Linked DNA regions of Homo sapiens: region 2 is linked to region 1. The links are chromatin loops, found by intact Hi-C in ENCODE. Cell type or tissue: dorsolateral prefrontal cortex. All regions are shown on one strand. Each heading gives the region's core, and the rest is flanking DNA. Links, peaks and the distances in the headings are about the cores only.

Region 1 (6,758 bases), core at 426-2,925:
CCGGCCTGATCGGAAATAGTGGGGGGACTGGGAGCGGTAGATCTTAGAACGAATGAAGTCCCGACGCCCAGAATGCCTCTCCTCAGGGCTCTCGTGACCCCATGATCTCTTCCTGGAGCCTGATCTCTGGGAAGGGCTCCTGGTGCTGCGGCTGCGGTCCCGGCTATAGCTCCGGCTCCGTTGCCAGCTGTGGGCTGTGGTGCTACGGCTTCTCCGCTTGCTTCGACTACGACTACAACTGCTGCTGCGGCTGCGGCCCCGGGATCTTGAGCGCTCTCTGGTATGACTCCGAGATCGGCTTCGGGACTGGCTGCAACTGAGGCTATAGTCATCATCAGAAGATGAATATTTGTGCCGTTTTGATCGGTGTTTGGAGCTGGCATAGTCTGAGTCATCTGAGTCATGGGAGCGCTTGGAGTGCCTTCGTGATCTGTCACTGTAGTCACTGTAGCTGTCATCAGAGTAACTGCGCTGTCTACTATAGCAGCTCTGGTCTGAAGAGGCATCTGAGCTACTTGAGTAAGAACGCCGGGAGGAACGATGCGAGGAATGGCGCCGGCCAGACCTTGAGCGGCTGCGGGAATGCTCACTGCCTGAATCTTCCTCTTCTTCTTCCTCACTGTACTGGGATGGAGACTTCTGGTGCAGCCGGTGTGAGGAAGCATCATCACTATCCTCATCTCCACTACTGGGTTGGCTCCGATGGCTAGACCGGCTGCTCCGTTTGGTGCCTGCTCTTCGCTGGCAGGATGAAGGTGGAAGTTCACCTTTGTGTTTCCTCCCACCATGGTCTTGGGAGCTGCTACCACCCCCACCTTCATCCTTTTTGCCACTGCTCCCCTCTTCAGCTGGGAGGGATCTCCGCTGGGAGTCATCTTGAGCTCTCCGCCTTCTTCTTGGTGGTGCGGGACTGCCACTCCCAGGGGGTTCTGGTTTGGGTCCTCGTTCAGAATCTGCTGGGGCTGATGACTTATTCTTCTTTCGTTTTCGTTTCTTGCGCTTCTTAGATTTCTCCCCTGACTCTGCCTTAGAGCTTTTCTCTTCTGTGTCAGCCTTGTGTTTACGTTTGTGTTTGCTGGATTTTTTGTGCTTCTTTTTCTTTTTGTGCCGGTGGGACTTCCCAGATCGTTCTTTCTTGCTGGGAAGGCTTCTCCCTGTGTCTTCTGTCTCAGACCCATGGCTACCCCCAGGCTCCTGCTTGTTCAGGCCGCTACAGGCAGACCCTGAAGCAGGTGCGTCCATTCTGCCTCCTGAGGAACGTACTATTTTCTCTCCGCCCACTTCCTTGCTTTTATTTGGCTCACCAGGATCTAGGCCTTGGAGATGGTCCTTTGAGGAGCTTCCTATATCCTTTGGTTTTTCTGTTCCTTTAGTTCTGGCATCTTTGTTCCTTGAAAGTTTAAAGTCAAAATATAAAGGGTTACAACTGTATGAAATGGAGGGTTCTGCCTTGGTGAAAATTAATAGTTCTGATGGCCACTGGAGGGCAGTGCTTTCATCTTTGCTCAAAACTGGGAAGAAGGGACCAGTAGGATGTTTGGGTCCTTCTTGGCTTTCTTTCCCTGCTGGGGTGGCCAGAGAGGTTTCTTTAGAAGAGTTGGACTCACACATTTGGGTCTCTGAAACCTTCTGACTATGACTTTCTAAACTCTGATCACTTACATCCCCTCCTAAGGCCTTCTTTGCCTCAGCTTTGCTTCCTGGTTCTGAGGGCTCGGTCATGCTGGTTTCCTTCGGCTGCTCAGAGACTTCACTAACTGTCTTTTCTGCTCCTTGGCTTGCTGCCGCCTTGATGCAGCTTTTAGGCTTGGGAGAACTGCCTTTTTTACTCTCTGGGGCATTCTTTGGGTGTGTAGTATTATCACCATCCATTTGTTCACTGGCTCTCATAAAAAGTAGAAAGGGAAAATTAGGTTTTACTTTGCAGTGTGCTGGGGGGATGTAGTGGTAATACTCAGGCTCTGTAGCCCCAGCTCCTTCTTCTCGTTTCATCCTTTTTAATTTGGATAATGTTGAGGCAAGGGACCCTCCATCCTGAGGGTCTTCATCCTCTTTTTTACCATCAAGATTACTGCTCCCATCAGAGTCTCCTACCTTCTGCAGTCCTTGGTCAGAACTCTTCTCATCGGGTTTTGTTCCATCTTCAGAGGTCCCTTCCTCCGCATGGTCCTTGAAAACTGATGCTATTGATTCGAGTTTGACAGGAGCCTTTTTGGCAAAAGAAAATGACACTCCCAATTTTTGCAATGGGGTCCCCAGATTATTCTTAATGCCAAAGCTGATGCCTTGGGAGGCTAACCCAGGAGCCTGGGCCAGTCCAGTGGTATTAGTGATTTGTACTGCAGTGAAAGGGCCTCCTTTATCTGTGGAGAATTCAGATCCCAGGCCACAAGAAGCAGTGGCACCTGTGCCACTATTTGTAGCTGATTCATCTTTATCATCTTCTCCACCTTCTTCATCTACAGCCACTGTGGTTGGTTTGAACATGGGACCACTTCCAGGTGCACTACATGATGATTTAGAAAAATAAAAAACAAAAAGCAGGTTTAGGAGTACATTTCATAAACCTTATAAAATACTAATCTCTTATATCCTATCATTCATTATAGGTAGGTCTCAAAGACAGTGAGTGGTGGTCATATTCCCTAGCCCTATACTAACAAATGCGACTTTCTAAGAGGAGGTTAGGCAAAGACTCATTCTGTTAACCTACCAAATTCCCAGGGCCAGCCAGTTATTACATAGCTTTTCCTTAAGCTGTCTAAAGTACAAAAAGCTGGGTGTGGTGGCTCATGCCTGTAATCCCAGCACTTTGAGAGGCCAAGGTGGACAGACTGCTTGAGGTCAGAAGTTCGTAAACAGCCTGGCCAACACGGTGAAACCCTGTCTCTACTAAAAATACAAAAATTAGCCAGGCATGGTGGCACACACCTGTAATCCCAGCTACTTGGGAGGCTGAGGCAGAAGAATCGCTCTAACCTGGGAGATGGAGGTTGCAGTGAGCCAAGATCACGCCACTGCACTCCAGTCTGGGTGACAGAGCGAGACTCCCTCTCAAAAAAATTAAAAAAAAAAATAAAAAATAAAGTACAGGCCGGGCGCAGTGGCTCACGCCTGTAATCCCAGCACTTTGGGAGGTGGAGGCGAGCAGATCATGAGATCAGGAGTTCAAGACCAGCCTGACCAACATGGTGAAACCCCGCCTCTGCTAAAAATACAAAAATTAGCTGGCTGTGGTGGCGGGCGTCTGTAATCCCAGCTACTCAGGAGGCTGAGGCAGAAGAATAACTTGAACCTGGGAGAGGCAGAGGTTGCAGTGAGCTGAGATCGCAGCACCACTGCACTCCAGCCTGGGTGACAGAGCAAGACTCTGTCTCAAAAAAAAAAAAAAAAAAAAAAAAGTAAGACTTATGTCACGACTGAAATAGCCCATCATTACTATGTTTCTGATCTCATTTCTTATTTTATAATTTTGTCCATCAGTATGTTATCTAATGTATGGCTGTACATGTATTCACATAGGTTTTATTTCATTCAATTAAAGAAAAACTCTTGCTGGGTCAGGGTGGCTCACATGTGTAATCTCAGTGATTCAGAAGGCTGAGGAGGGAGGATTGCTCGAGGCCAGGAGATCAAGACCAGTCTGGGCAACATAGTGAGACCCCACCTCTAAAAAAAATAAAAATAAAAATTTCCCCATGCTTTCAAATTTCATTTTTTAAAAATTTGCATATTCTGAGTTAAACATAGAAACTTCCACTGTGCTACTTATGGCAGTCTGTGGTCAGCATGTCTGCCACAGAAACTAAAAAGTCCATGCCTATCTCCTGGGTACCGTAACAAGCATTTGCTTTGGTTTTGTGGCAGTTTCTGGGCATTCAGTACTACAGTCATAATGTTACCTGAGCACTTTCATCTTTGACAAAAGGAACATCAAGGAGCCTCAATAGTTTTAAACTGATGATCTTGCCTGAAAGTTTTATTTTTCTGAGGTGGGGTCTAACTGCATTGCCCAGGCTGGAGTGAAGTGGCATGATCATAGCTCATTGCAGTCTCAAACTCCTGGCTCAATCCTCCCACCTCAGCCTCCTAAGTAGCTATGACTACAGGTGCACCTCACCATGCTGGCTAATTTTATTTATTTATTTGAGACAGTGTCACCCTATTGCCCAGGCTGGAGTACAGTGGTGCGATCTCGGCTCACTGCAACCTCTACCTCCCGGGTTCAAGTGATTCTCCTCCCTCAGCCTCCCAAGTAGCTGGGACTACAGGCATGTACCACCATGCCCAGCTAATTTTTGTATTTTTAGTAGAGATGGGCTTCACCATGTTGGCCAGGATGGTCTTGATCTCTTGGCCTCGTGATCCACCTGCCTCGGCCTCCCAAAGTGCTGGGATTACAGGCTTGAGCCACCATGCTCGGCCCATGCTGGCTAATTAAAAAAAAATTTTGCAGAGACAGAGTCTTGCTATGTTGACCAGTTTGGTCTTGAACACCTGGCCTCAAGTGATCCTCCTGCCTCTGTGTCACAAAGTGCTGGGATTACAGATGTGAGCCACTGCGCATCTGGCTTGCAATTTTTATAGTTTGTACACTATACAGCGTACACTATACCCTTAAATTCCAAATCAAGAACTAAACAGAATCAGAGACCTATTTATATGATGTCCTTGTTATCCAAACCCTAGCTAACAGCTTTCCTCAACTCAGGGATAAGTATATTCAGACAATATGTAATCTCTCTTTTTTTTTTTTTTCTCCCAAGCTGGAGTTTTGCTCTTGTTGCCCCGGCTGGAGTGCAATGGTACAATCTTGGCTCACTGCAACCTCTGCCTCCTGGGTTCAGGCAATTCTCCTGCCTCAGCCTCCTTAGTAGCTGGGATTACAGGCGTACGCCACCATGCCCGGCTAATTTTTGTATTTTTAGTAGAGACAGAGTTTCACCATGTTGGTCAGGCTGGTCTCAAGCTCCTGACCTAAGGTGATCCACCTACCCCGGCCTCCCAAAGTGCTGGGATTACAGGCGTGAGCCACCGTGCCCGGCCAATGTGTAATCTCTTGCTATCTAAACTATTGCTACTGGAAAATGAGAACTCAACAGATTTGGAGAGCAAGAAATACTTACACTGTGTTATGAAACCTACTCCACAGCAAACAAATAAAAAACAACGCCCCGCAAACTGAATAAAAAGGGGATTCTTTTTTTTGAGACAGGGTCTTGCTCTATCACCCAGGCTGGAGTGCAGTGCTGTGATCACAGCTCACTGCAGCCTTGATCTCCCAGGCTCAAGTGATTCTTCTACCTCAGGCTCCTGAGTAGCTGGGACTACAGGCATGTGCCACCATGCCCGGCTAATTTTTAAGATTTTTTTTTTTTAGAGACAGGGTCTTCCTATGTTGCCCTGGCTGGTCTTGAGCTCCTGGGTTCAAGTGATCCTCTTACTTTGGCCTCCCAAGGTGCTGGGATTACAGGTGCGAGTCACTATGCCCAGCATATGCTTTTTAATATAAATGTTAGAAAATGGGAATCATTGTAATAGTGTCATAATTTATTGATTTATTGAGAATCTTTGATGTGCTAGGCATCCCTTCAAGCATTTCTGAGGTAATAATCACTCCTCACAACAACTGTAAGTTGTTCTTATCTCTATCTTACAGATAAGGAAACTGAGGCATAGAGAGTTTAGATATAATTTCATTAAGTCACATAAATAGTAAGAAAAATATGGCCTCAAAAATACACAAACTTAATCAGTATATTATACTATAATTATATAGATATGCTTTTAGTTTGAAAGAAGGATCTATTAAACATTTTAAGGAACTGGAGGACTAATTATTATGTTAAGTAAAGTAACCCAGGAACAGAAAATCAAACACTGCAGGTTGCCACTCATATGTGGAAGCTTAAAAAAAAAAGTTGATCTCATAGAAGTAAAAAGTAGAACAGAGGATACTAGAAGCTGGGAAGGGCGGAAGGAGAGATTTGTTACAAAATTACAGCTAACTAGGAAGAGTAAGTTCCAGTGTTCTGTACCACTGTAGGATAACTAGAGTTAACAATACTATATAGTTTCAAATAGTTAGAAAGAGGATACCGAATGTTCCTGCACAAAGAAATAATAAATGTTTGAGATGATGGATATGGTAATTACCCTGATCTGATCGCTATATATTATATGTATTGAAACATTACTAGGTAACCTATGAATATGTACAGTTGTTATCTGTCAATTAATAAAAACTGAAGGTTTATAATTCTTTTTTTTTTTTTTTTGAGACGGAGTTTCACTCTTGTTGCCCAGGATGGAGTGTAATGGCGCAATCTTGGCTCACCACAACCTCCGCCTCCCAGGTTCAAGCGATTCTCCTGCCTCAGCCTCCCTAGTAGCTGGGATTATAGGCATGTGCCACCACGCCCGGCTAATTTTGTATTTTTAGTATAGACGGGGTTTCTCCATGTTGGTCAGGCTGGTCTCGAACTCCCAACCTCAGGTGATCTGCCCGCCTCGGCCTCCCAAAGTGCTGGGATTATAGGCGTGAACCACCATGCCCGGCCACTTTTGTTTTTTTTGAGACAGAGTCTTGCTCTGTCGCCCAGGCTGGAGTACAGTGGTGCGATCTTGGCTCACTGCAAGCTCTGCCTCTCAGGTTCACGCCATTCTCCTGCCTCAGCCTCCAGAGTAGCTGGGACTACAGGCGCTCGCCACCATGCCCGGCTAATTTTTTGTATTTTTAGTAGAGATGGGGTTTCACC
Region 2 (11,136 bases), core at 5,267-7,766, 84 kb after region 1:
ATGCCTGTAATTCCAGCACTTCGGGAGGCTGAAGTGGGAGCACTGCTGGAGGCCAGGAAGTTGGACATCAACTTGGGCAACATAGCGAGCAAGACCTTGTCTATACAAAAAAAACTAGATGGGCGTGGTGGTGTGTACCTATAGTCCTAGTCCTATAGTCCTAGCTACTAGGGAGGCTGAGGCAGGAGGATCACTTCAGCCCAGGGGTTCAAGACTGCTGTGAGCTGACTGAGCTACCACATTCAAGACTGGGTAACAAACCAAGAGTCTGTCTCAAAAACAAAAAAAAACAAAAAACAAAACAAAAAAACCCTCATCCTAACAATAACTATGTACTACTTTTTTAAAGTAATTAAACCTTTAGTTTGTTTAGAGACAGAGTCTCTCTCTGTCACCCAAGCTAGAGTGCAGTGGAACCATCATAGCTTACTGTAACCTTAACTCCTGGGCTCAAGTAATCCTCCCACCTCAGCCTCCCAAGTAGCTAGGGCAACAGGCATACACCATGACGCCCGGCTGTTTTTTATTTTGATTTAGATGGTCTCAAACTCCTGGGCTCAAGTGATCCTCCTGCCTCTGCCTCTAAAAGTTCTGGGATTACAGGCCTAAGCCATCAAGCCTGGCCTAGAGTACTTAATTTAGGACAACTATGTGATGGTTTTAAACAAAAAGAGAATTGCCCCAAAATATATCACTATCAAAGATGACATTTAAAGCACAAACACAGATTATTAGAGAACTACCAAGTAAGTCTACAAAAAAGAAAATGGGCACCTTCTAGGAAAAACCATTTCAGCTCATCCTTGCTGCATGAAAAATCACACAAGTTTTTCCAAAAAGATAATGAATCATTAGCAAAATCATCTTTTAATCTTAGGCTTAAAGTTATTTTAGAAAACCCTTCTGTAGATTACAAACTACTGTCAGCAAATGCCAGGTTCCAAATAAGACATTTAACAAATTTCTAAATACAGTTAGCTAATTAACTTTTCAAATCATTCTGGATCTGTCAGATGCAATACAAATCAGGATTAATAATATAGACAGTTCAACAGAGAAATTTTAATGTTTTCAATTAACGGTGCTAGAACTAGGTGTCCATATACAAAACAAAAGAGCTTCAATCCATACTTTGAATAAAAAAAGAACCCAAAATGCACTGCAGACCTAAATGTAAAACTGAAAATGATATATTCTAGAAGAAAAAATACAAGAGAAAAATCTTTGTGACCACAGGCTAGGCAAATATTTTCGTAGAGACAACCCCAAAGCACAATCAATATATGGAATAAAAAATTGATGGCTGGGCAAGGTGGCTCACGCCTGTAATCCCAGCACTTTGGGAGGTCGAGGCGGGTAGATCACAGGGTCAGGAGTTCGAGACCAGCCTGACCAACATGGTGAAACCCTGTCTCTACTAAAAATACAAAAATTAGCCGGGCATGGTGGTGCGTGCCTGTAATCCCAGCTACCCAGGAGGCTGAGGCTGGAGAACTGCTTGAACCCAGGAGGCAGAGGTTGCAGTGAGCCGAGACTGCGCCACTGCACTCCAGCTTGGCGACAGAGCAAGACTCCGTCTCAAAAAAAAAAAAAAATTGATAGGCTGGACTGGGAGAAAATATTTACAAATCTTATTCCTTTTCAAAAAAAAATCAGAAACCAATGAATGCTGAACAAATCCATACCTGATTAAAAACCTGTATCCAGAAAATACACAAAATTCTCAAAAGAGGGGAAAAAAACAACCCAATTTTTAAAGTGGGCATAAGATTTAAACATTTCATCAATGACATACAGGTGGCAAGTAAGCACATGAAAACACATTCAACATTATTAACCATTAAGGAAATACAAACTAGAATCACAATGTATTACCACCACATGCCTATTAAAATGGCATTTAAAAAAAAATGCGGCAGGGCGCGGTGGCTCATGCCTGTAATCCCAGCAATCTGGGAGGCCGAGGCAGGAGAATCACGAGGTCAGGAATTCAAGACCAGCCTGGCCAACATGGTGAAACTCCGTCTCTACTAAAAAATACAAAAATTGGCCAGGCGCGGTGGTTCACGTCTATAATCCCAGCACTTTGGGAGGCCAAGGAGGGCAGATCACCTGAGGTCGGGAGTACAAGACCAGCCTGACCAACATGGAGAAACCTCGTCTCTACTAAAATAAAAATAAAAAATTAGCCAGGCGTGGTGGCTCATGCTTGTAATCCCAGCTACTCGGGAGGCTGAGGCAGGAGAATCGCTTGAACCCGGAAGGAGGAGGTTGCAGTGAGCTGAGATCGCGCCATTGCACTCCAGCCTGGGCAACAAGGGCAAAAAAAAAAAAAATTAGCTGGGTACGATGACAGGCGCCTGTAATCCCAGCTACTCAAGAGGCTGAGGCAGGAGAATCGCTTGAACCCGGGCGGCAGAGGTTGCAGTAAGCCGAGATCACGCCACTGCACTCCAACCTGGGTGACAGAGTGAGACTCCAGTCTCAAAAACAAAAACAAAAACAAAAAAAAACAACCTAATACCACTTCATTTGTTTGGAGAGACAGTCTCTCTCAGTTGTCCAGGCTGGAATGCAGTGGCACCATCATGGCTCACTCCAGCCTCAACCCTCCTTGGGGCTTAAGCAATCCTTCCCATTTCAGGCTCCCGAGTAGCTGGGACTAGAGGTGCACGCCACTACACCAAGCTAATTTTTGTATTGTTGGTAGAGATGGGGTTTTGCCATATTGCCCAGACTGGTCTCGAACTCTTGGGCTCAATCTGCCCATCTTAGCCTCCCGAAGTGCTGGGATTACAGGCGTGAGCCCTCCTCTGATAAAATTTCAGACGAGCAACTTTCATAGATTACTGATGGGAACATAAAATAGTACACTCAACTTAAAACACCTGTCTGTGAATGTTTTTAACAACTTTATTTGTACGCTAGAAACTATCCAAATGTCAACTGAGAAATGAACTTTAAAAACTATGGTATACCCCATACAATGAGATATTACTTGGCACTAAAAAGAAACAAATTATTCATACAAGTAGTAACAGAGATGAATCTCAAATTAATTATGCTAAGTGAAAAGAAGCCATACTCAAAAGGCTTCCATATATAGGACATTCTGGAAAAAACAAAGCTAAAGAAAAGAAAAAGATCAGTGATTGTCAGAAGCTATACACTGGTTGTTGTGGTGGCTGCACTATGATGCGTTTTGTCAATACTCAAATTGTACTTTTTTTTCACCGTCTTATGGTGCTGATGAACTGTACATGTAAATGGGCGAATTTCACTGTATCTTAATTGTACTTAAATTTTTTGAAAAATGGTGAAAACAGGCTAAATATTTCTGTATTTCACCTCTAAAAAATGTATTTTTTGAATACTTAAATTAAAATCCTGTTCCATAGGCAGATTGTAGTGGCAGTTATAAGAATCTATAAATGTGTTAAAATTCATAGAACTAGGCTGGGCATGGTGGCTTACACCTGTAATCCCAGCACTTTGGGAGACCAAGGCAGGCAGATCACTTGAGGTCAGGAATTTGAGACCTGACTGGCCAACATGGAGAAACCCCATCTCTGCTAAAAATAGAAAAATTAGCCGGGTGTGGTAGTACACGCCTGATATCCAGGTCCTCAGGAAGCTGAGGCAGGAGAATCGCTTGAACCTACAAGGCAGAGGTTGCAGTGAGCCAAGGTGTCGCCACTGCACTCCAGCCTGGGCGACAGAGTGAGACTCTTGTCTCAAAAATAAATAACCCCATGTTCTCACTCTTAAGTGGGAGCTGAACAATGAGAACACATGGACACAGGGAGGGGAACATTATACACTGGGGCCTGTCAGTGGGTGGGGGGCAAGGGGAGGGAAAGCATTACGACAAATACCTAATGCGTACGGGACTTAAAACCTAGACGAGGCTGGGCGCAGTGGGTCATGCCTGTAATACCAGCACTTTGGGAGGCCAAGACAGGTGGATCTTGAGGTCAGGAGTTCAAGACCAGCCTGGCCAACATGGTGAAACCCCGTCTCTACTAAAAACACAAAAAAATTAGCCGGGTGTGGTGGCGGGCGCCTGTAATCTCAGCTACTCAGAAGGTTGAGGCAGGAGAATCGCTTGAATGCAGGAGGCGGAGGCTGCAGTGAGCCGAGATCACACCACTGCACTTCAGCCTGGGCGACAGAGCCAGACTCCATCTCAAAAAAAAAAAAAAAAAAACCAAACCAAACCTAGATGACGGGTTCGTAGGTGCAGCAAACCACCATGGTACATGTATACCTATGCAACAAACCTGCATGTTTTGCACATGTATCCCAGAACTTAAAGTAAAATTAAAAAAAATATATTTCTATCAAAAAATAAATTCATAGAAATCCATATCAAATAAGTCAATACTACTGCATGTTAATTTTCAAAACTAAACTAAAAAACATGTACAGAGCAGCTCTAGAATACATTAGAAGCTTGTAGTAGAAGTTAACTCTTAGAAATGGGTGTCTAGGCCGGGCGCGGTGGCTCACGCCTGTAATCCCAGCACTTTGGGAGGCCGAGGCAGGCGGATCACGAGGTCAGGAGATCGAGACCATCCTGGCTAACACGGTGCAACCCCGTCTCTACTAAAAATACAAAAAATTAGCCAGGCATGGTGGCTGGTGCCTGTAGTCCCAGCTACTCAGGAGGCTGAGGCAGGAGAATGGTGTGAACCCAGGAGGCGGAGCTTGCAGTGAGCCGAGACAGCACCACTGCACTCTGCCTGGGCGAAAGAGTGAGACTCCGTCTCAAAAAAAAAAAAAAAAAAAAAAATATATATATATATATATATATATATATATATATATATATACAGCCTACCTCTCATATCTCTTAGACACTCATTTCTTTTTTTTGTTTTTTTGAGATGGAGTCTCACTCTGTCACCTAGGCTGGAGTGCAGTGGCACCATCTCGGCTCACTGCAACCTCCGCCTCCCGGGTTCAAGACATTCTCCTGCCTCAGCCTCCTGAGTAGCTGGGACTACAGGCACCCACCACCACACCTGGCTAATTTTTGTATTTTTAGTAGAGATGGGGTTTCACCATATTGGCCAGGCTGGTCTTGAACTCCTGACCTTGTGATCTGCCCACCTCGGCCTCCCAAAGTGTTGGGATTACAGGCGTGAGCCACCGCGACTGGCCGAGGTAGGCTATTTTTAACTGCATTTTTTTCTTTTGAATTTCATACTTACTGCATTTTAAAATAAAATTCAAAATATTTAATCAGAAATTTACTTTATTTTTTATTTTTTTGAGACAGAGTCTTGCTGTGTCACCCAGGCTGGAGTGCTGTGGCACGATCTCAACTCACTGCAACCTCTGCCCCCTGGGTTCAAGTAATTCTTGTGCCTCGGCCTCCCAAGAAACTGGTATTACAAGCATGCACTACCAGGCTCGGCTAATTTTTGTTTGGTTGTTTTTGTTGTTGTTGTTGTTGTTGTTGTTGTTGTTTTGAGACAGAGTCTCATTCTGTTGCCCAGGCTGGAGCACAGTGGCGTGATCTCAGCTCACTGCAACCTCCACCTCCCAGGTTCAAGCGATTCTCCTGCTTCAGCGTCCCGAGTAGCTAGGACTATAGGCAAATGCCACCACACCCAGCTAATTTCTGTATTTGTAGTAGAGACAGGGTTTCACTGTGTTAGCCAGGATGGTCTTGATCTCCTGACTTCGTGATCCGCCCGCCTCGGACTTCCAAAGTGCTGGGATTACAGGTGTGAGCCACCATGCCAGACCAATTTATTTATTTATTTATTTTTTAGCAGAAACAGGGTTTCGCCATGTTGGCCAGGCTAGTCTCGAACTCCTGGCCTCAAGCAATTTGCCTGCCTCAGCCTCCCAAAGTGCTGGGATTACAGGTGTGAGCCACCATGCGCAGCCCAGAAATTTATTTTAAATGGCGTTGATTCAAACATACATTTAGTTTTCATTTTAAAAGCTCAAAGGTAAACACAAAATAACATCAAAATATCCATTAAGGTTATATGAAACTTTTTAAAGCTTAAAGTAACAGACCACCTAATTTTCTTGCCTGGCTTCTCAATATTTGACACCAGAGTCACACTTTTGCTGCTGAAAAGTTGGCTACAAAAAACACGGGCAAACCAGGTGTGGTGGGTGGTTCACACCAGGTGGGTAGGTAGTAATCCCAATGCTTTGGGAGGCCAACTCTGACACATTATTATTAACTAAAGTCCATACTATATTCAGATTATCTTAGACTTCCTCTAATGGTCTTTTTCTGTTCTAGGATCCCACAGAGGATACCACATTACATTTTGTTGTCATGTCACTTTAGGCTTCTTTTGGCTGTGAGTTTCAAAAAACTTTTAAAAAGTAAAACTTAATGTTGTAATTGTCATGTTAAATTTCGCCCTAATTTGATATTTCAATGTATCATAAGTGCTATGATGTGTCCTGCAGCATAGTGGGACCCTCTGTCTAACTTTTATTATGTATTTGTTTGTGATTCAATCTCAGCTCACTGAAGCCTCAACCTCCCAGGCTCAAGTGATCCTCCCACCTCAGCTCCCCAAGTGCTGAGACCACAGGCACATGCCACCATGCCTGGCTACATTTTTTTGTATTTTTTTTAGAGACTGGGTTCCATCATGTAGCCCAGAATGGTCTCGAACTCCTGAGCTCAAGAGATCGCCCGCCTCAGCCTCCCCAAGTGCTGGGATTACAGGTGTGAGCCCACCATGCCAAGCCTGTTTTTATTTTCTGAGACAAGGTCTCACTCTGTCATCCATGTTGGAGTGCAGTGACACAATCTTGGCTCACCGCACCTCCTGGGCTCAAGTGATTCTCCCACTTCAGCCCCCCAAGTGGCTGGGACTACAGGTGCAAGCCACCACACCCGTCTAATGTTTTCATTTAAAAATTTTTTTTTGTAGACTTGGAGTCTTGCCATGTTCCCAGCATGGTTTCAAACCCCTGGTCTCAGGTGATCCCCCTGCTTCGGCCTCCAAAAGTGCTAGGATTATAGGCTTGAGCCACAGCGCCTGGCCTTTACTAATGTTTGATTTTCTGTTTATTTTTGAGATAGGGTCTCGCTCTGTCACTCAGGCTGGAATGCAGTGGCACAATCTCGACTCACTGCAGACTCCGTCTCCTGAGCTCAAACGATCCTCCCACCTTGGCCTCCCAAAGTGCTGGGATTCCTGCTGTGAGCCATCCCGCCCAGCCTCTAATAAAGTTTTTAAAAGCAAATCTGGCCAGGCTACCATTCCCTCAATGAGAGTGTCCCCACACTCTTCCTATGCCCCCAGCCCTAAGACCAACTCACTTAACTCACTTTTACTTTGAAGTCTTGTCTGACACTCCTTCTCTGTGCTCCTTTAGCTTTATGTTTATACCTTCGTTATGGTACTTGTACTGTGACTCCCTGTTTACTTATCTCCTCTACCATAAAGCATGTTCTTTAAGTCCAGGTACTCTTTCTTCATCTATATGCCCTATATAAGAACATTTTCTAGTACACTAGTGAATATTATGTGTTTATTTAGAATAACTAAAGGTCTCCCTGTCACCCAAGCTACGGGGCAGTGGTGCAATCACAGCTCACTGCAGCTTCTACTTCCTGGGCTCAACTGATTCTCCTACCTCAGCCCCCCAGGTAACTGGGACTACAGGCATGTATTAGCACACCTGGCTAATTTTTGTTTGTTTAATGTGGTTTTTGTTTTGTTTTTGGTAGAGACGGGGTTCCACCATGTTGCCTATGTAAATAAAATGAAAAGAGGCTGGTTCATACAAGACAGTTTTTATTTTATTCAAGTTAACCAAGGTAAAGACTCAGTTCTTTCACATTCTTGCTCTTGCCCATTCCCCTTTCTCCATTTTTTCCATTTCTTTTCTTTTCTTTCTTTTCTTTAACAGCCTGTGTTGCCCAGGCTGTTTTCAAACTTGGGCCCAAGCAGTCCTGCTGCCTCAGCCTCCAGAATAGCTGGGATTACAGGCACACAGTCTTTTAAAGGTGATTTGCATTGTTAAAATTATGCCCATTAAGGGCATTTTTTTGTAAAATGCTTTTCTTGAGACATTTTATTAGACTGAGCTCATAGGGAGAACTTAAAAAAAATTTTTTTTAACAATTTTTGTAATAACTTTAATCTTACCTCTAAATATGTCATCTAGTCTGATAGCCTGGTCACAGGTGAGGAAAGGTTGTGCAAGCAATGTCTTTAATTTTTTAGTATATTGTGGCCCCCTTTATTAAAATATACTACTAAACACAAATAATACAAATGTAAAATGGGTATTGTTAAAAGTTTAGGCCACACTGTAACAAGTAAAACATGAAAGAAAGCCCTCCTTTCTCCGTTTCATTTCTTAGAGGTAATCATTGTTTTCAATTTGTTACCTTTCAGTTTTTTAGTAAAGTTTTAAATTACACATGCTCTTTGGAAGAAGTGCTTTAGAAATACTGAATATGAGTTTATTGTAATTATTAACTTTTGTGATTACTTTCAGATAGACAGACTTTATTTTTTCAAGCAGTTTTAGGTTTATCGCAAAGTTGAGCTGAAAGTATAGACACAGCATCCTGCACATTTATTATAATACATTTGCTACAATAGATGAACCAACATTGACACATCATTATCAGCCAAAGTCCATAGTACATTAAGATTCACTCTTGATGTAGTTCTATGAGTTTTGACAAATGTATACAGACATTTATCTACCATTATAGTATCATAGAGAATAATTTCACTGCTCAAAAAATCCACAGTGTCCACCTGTTCATCCCTTTATTTTCTTCCCCTCAAACTCCTGGCAATCACTGATCTTTTTACTGTTTCTACGGTTTTGCCTTTTCCAGGATGTCATATATTTGCAATCATTATGTAGCCTTTTCCAATTGGCTTCTTTCACATATTCTTGAATAAGTATCCAAGGTTCTTCCATGTCTTTTCCTGGCTTGATAGCTCATTTCTTTTTAGGGCTGAATAATATTCCATTGGTATACCACAGTTTACTTATCCATTCACCTACTGAAGGATATCTGGACTGCTGCCAAGTTTTGGCAATTACAAATAAAGAATGCTATAAACATCCATGTTTTTGGTTTTTGTGTAGACTTAAGTTTTCAGCTCCTTTGGTTAAGTACTAAGGAGTATGATTGCTGGATTGAACGGTAAAAAATAGGTTTAGGTTTGTAAGAAACTGCCAAACTGTCTTGTCTTCTCTTTCTCTTGATGGTGTCTTTTGCAGAACAGAAGTTTTAAATTTTAATAAAGTCTAACTTACCAATTATTTCTTTCATGGGTGTGCCTTTGGTTTTCCATCTGAAAAGTTATCACCAACCCCAGTGACACCTAGTATTTTGTTTACTTTTACTTGGTGTTCCTGTCATTGTGATGAGACTACATTTATGTTGGGGGTAGGTGGAAAATGTTTTGTGCTTCACTACCAGGGATTAGTGATTGCTGTTAATATTTTATTTTTACAGCAAAATATGAGGGAGTTGATGGTGTTTATGTTTTTGTGTTAACGTTAAAGAAACCAATTAGCTTTTTTTTTTTTTTTTTTGAGACGGAGTCTCGCTCTGTTACCCAGGCTGGAGTGCAGTGGCGCGATCTCAGCTCACTGCAACCTCCGCCTCCTGGGTTCAAGCGATTCTCCTGCCTCAGCCTCCCAAGTAGCTGGGACTACAGGAGTGCGCCACCACATCCGGGCTAATTTTTTGTATTTTCAGTAGAGAAGGGGTTTCACCATGTTAGCCAGGATGGTCTCAATCTCCTGACCTCGTGATCCACCTGCCTCGGCCTCCCAGAGTGCTGGGATTACAGGCATGAGCCACCGTGCCTGACCCTTTTTTTTTTTTTTTTTTTTTAAGACAGAGTCTCACTCTGTCGCCCAGGCTGGAGTGTTGTGGCGCAATCTCAGCTCACTGCATCTTCTACTTCCTGAGTAGCTGGGACTACAGGTGTGCACCACCACGCCAGACCAATTTATTTTATTTTATTTATTTTTTTGAGATGGAGTCTTGCTCTGTCACCCAGGCTGGCGTGCAGTGGCATGATCTCGGCTCACTGCAACCTTCGCCCCCTGGGTTCAAGCAATTCTCCTGCCTCAGCCTCCCAAGTAGCCTGGGATTACAGGTGCGTGCCACCAAGCGTAGCTAACTTTTTGTATTTTTAATAGAGACGGGGTTTCACCATGTTGGCCAGACTGGTCTCGAACTCCTGACCTCAGGTGATCTGCCTGCCTCGGCCTCCCAAAGTGCTGGGATTACAGGTGTGAGCCACCACACATGGCCCATGATAATTGTATTATAGTTAGTGTATGGATACTGTAGTAGGGAATATAGTGAGTGGTATACCAAAATTCTCTTGTACTATTTTTGTAACTATTCTACAAATCTAAAATTACTTTAAAATAAAACAAAAAACAGGCCAGGCACGGTGGCTCATGCCTGTAATCCCAGCACTTCATGAGGCCGAGGCGGGTGGATCACCTGAGGTCAGGAGTTCATGACCAGCCTGGCCAACATGGTGAAACCCCATCTCTACAAAAATAAAAAAATTAGCTGGGCATGATGGCGGGTGCCTGTAATCAAACTGCTTGAACCCGGGAGGCAGAGGTTGCAGTGAGCCAAGATTGCCCCATTGCACTCCAGTCTGAGGGACAGAGTGAGACTCCCATCTCAAAAAAAACAAAAACAAAAACAAACAAAAAGTAAAACAAAAAACCTTCCAGTTATGGAATAATCTCCAGGACATACAATTAAGAGGAAAAAATCAAACTGCTAGAAAATGTGCTTGCATGCTACCCTTTGGGAAAGTTAAGAGTGCATAATGCTTAGTATATGGATAATATACTAAGCACTCTGTGAAAGAACCACCATGCAATTGGAAATAGTGGGGTTGTCTTTGGGAAGGTTAACTAAGTGGTTTTCTTTTCACTCTGAATCCTTTTGTCCCCACCCCCTCTTTTTTGTTTTTTTTTTTTGAGATGGAGTCTCTGTCACCCAGGCTGGAATGCAATGGTGCCATCTTGGCTCACTGCAACCTACCCCTCCTGGGTTCAAGCAATTCTCCCACCTTAGCCTCCCAAGTAGTTGGGATTACAGGCACCCGCCATCATGCCTGGCTAATTTTTGTATTTTAG

The links. Hi-C counts contacts between places; a loop is a spot of excess contacts. Peaks named below come from ENCODE experiments on the same cell type or tissue, not always from the same donor. Only the 100,000 strongest peaks of a DNase experiment are listed, where the experiment ranks them.
Region 2: a loop joins it to region 1, with 2.3 times the contacts of the local background. A loop is called at or near these places in 2 of 110 quality-filtered maps.

Annotation. Positions count from the first base shown.
Region 1 is chr17:44,398,948-44,405,705 of GRCh38, forward strand. It overlaps GPATCH8 (G-patch domain containing 8), which reads right to left. Exons shown (of 8, transcript NM_001002909.4): 8 at 1-2,506. Among named protein-coding and RNA genes, the nearest start is that of ITGA2B, 13 kb to the left of the region's middle. RefSeq lists a silencer at 1,245-1,708. In dorsolateral prefrontal cortex, for the core only: a CTCF peak has its summit at 1,490 (motif pointing right); no DNase peak of the experiment used is centred there; H3K27ac peaks cover 382 bases.
Region 2 is chr17:44,478,386-44,489,521 of GRCh38, forward strand. All of the region lies in intron 1 of GPATCH8 (G-patch domain containing 8), which reads right to left. Among named protein-coding and RNA genes, the nearest start is that of GPATCH8, 19 kb to the right of the region's middle. In dorsolateral prefrontal cortex, for the core only: no CTCF peak of the experiment used is centred there; no DNase peak of the experiment used is centred there.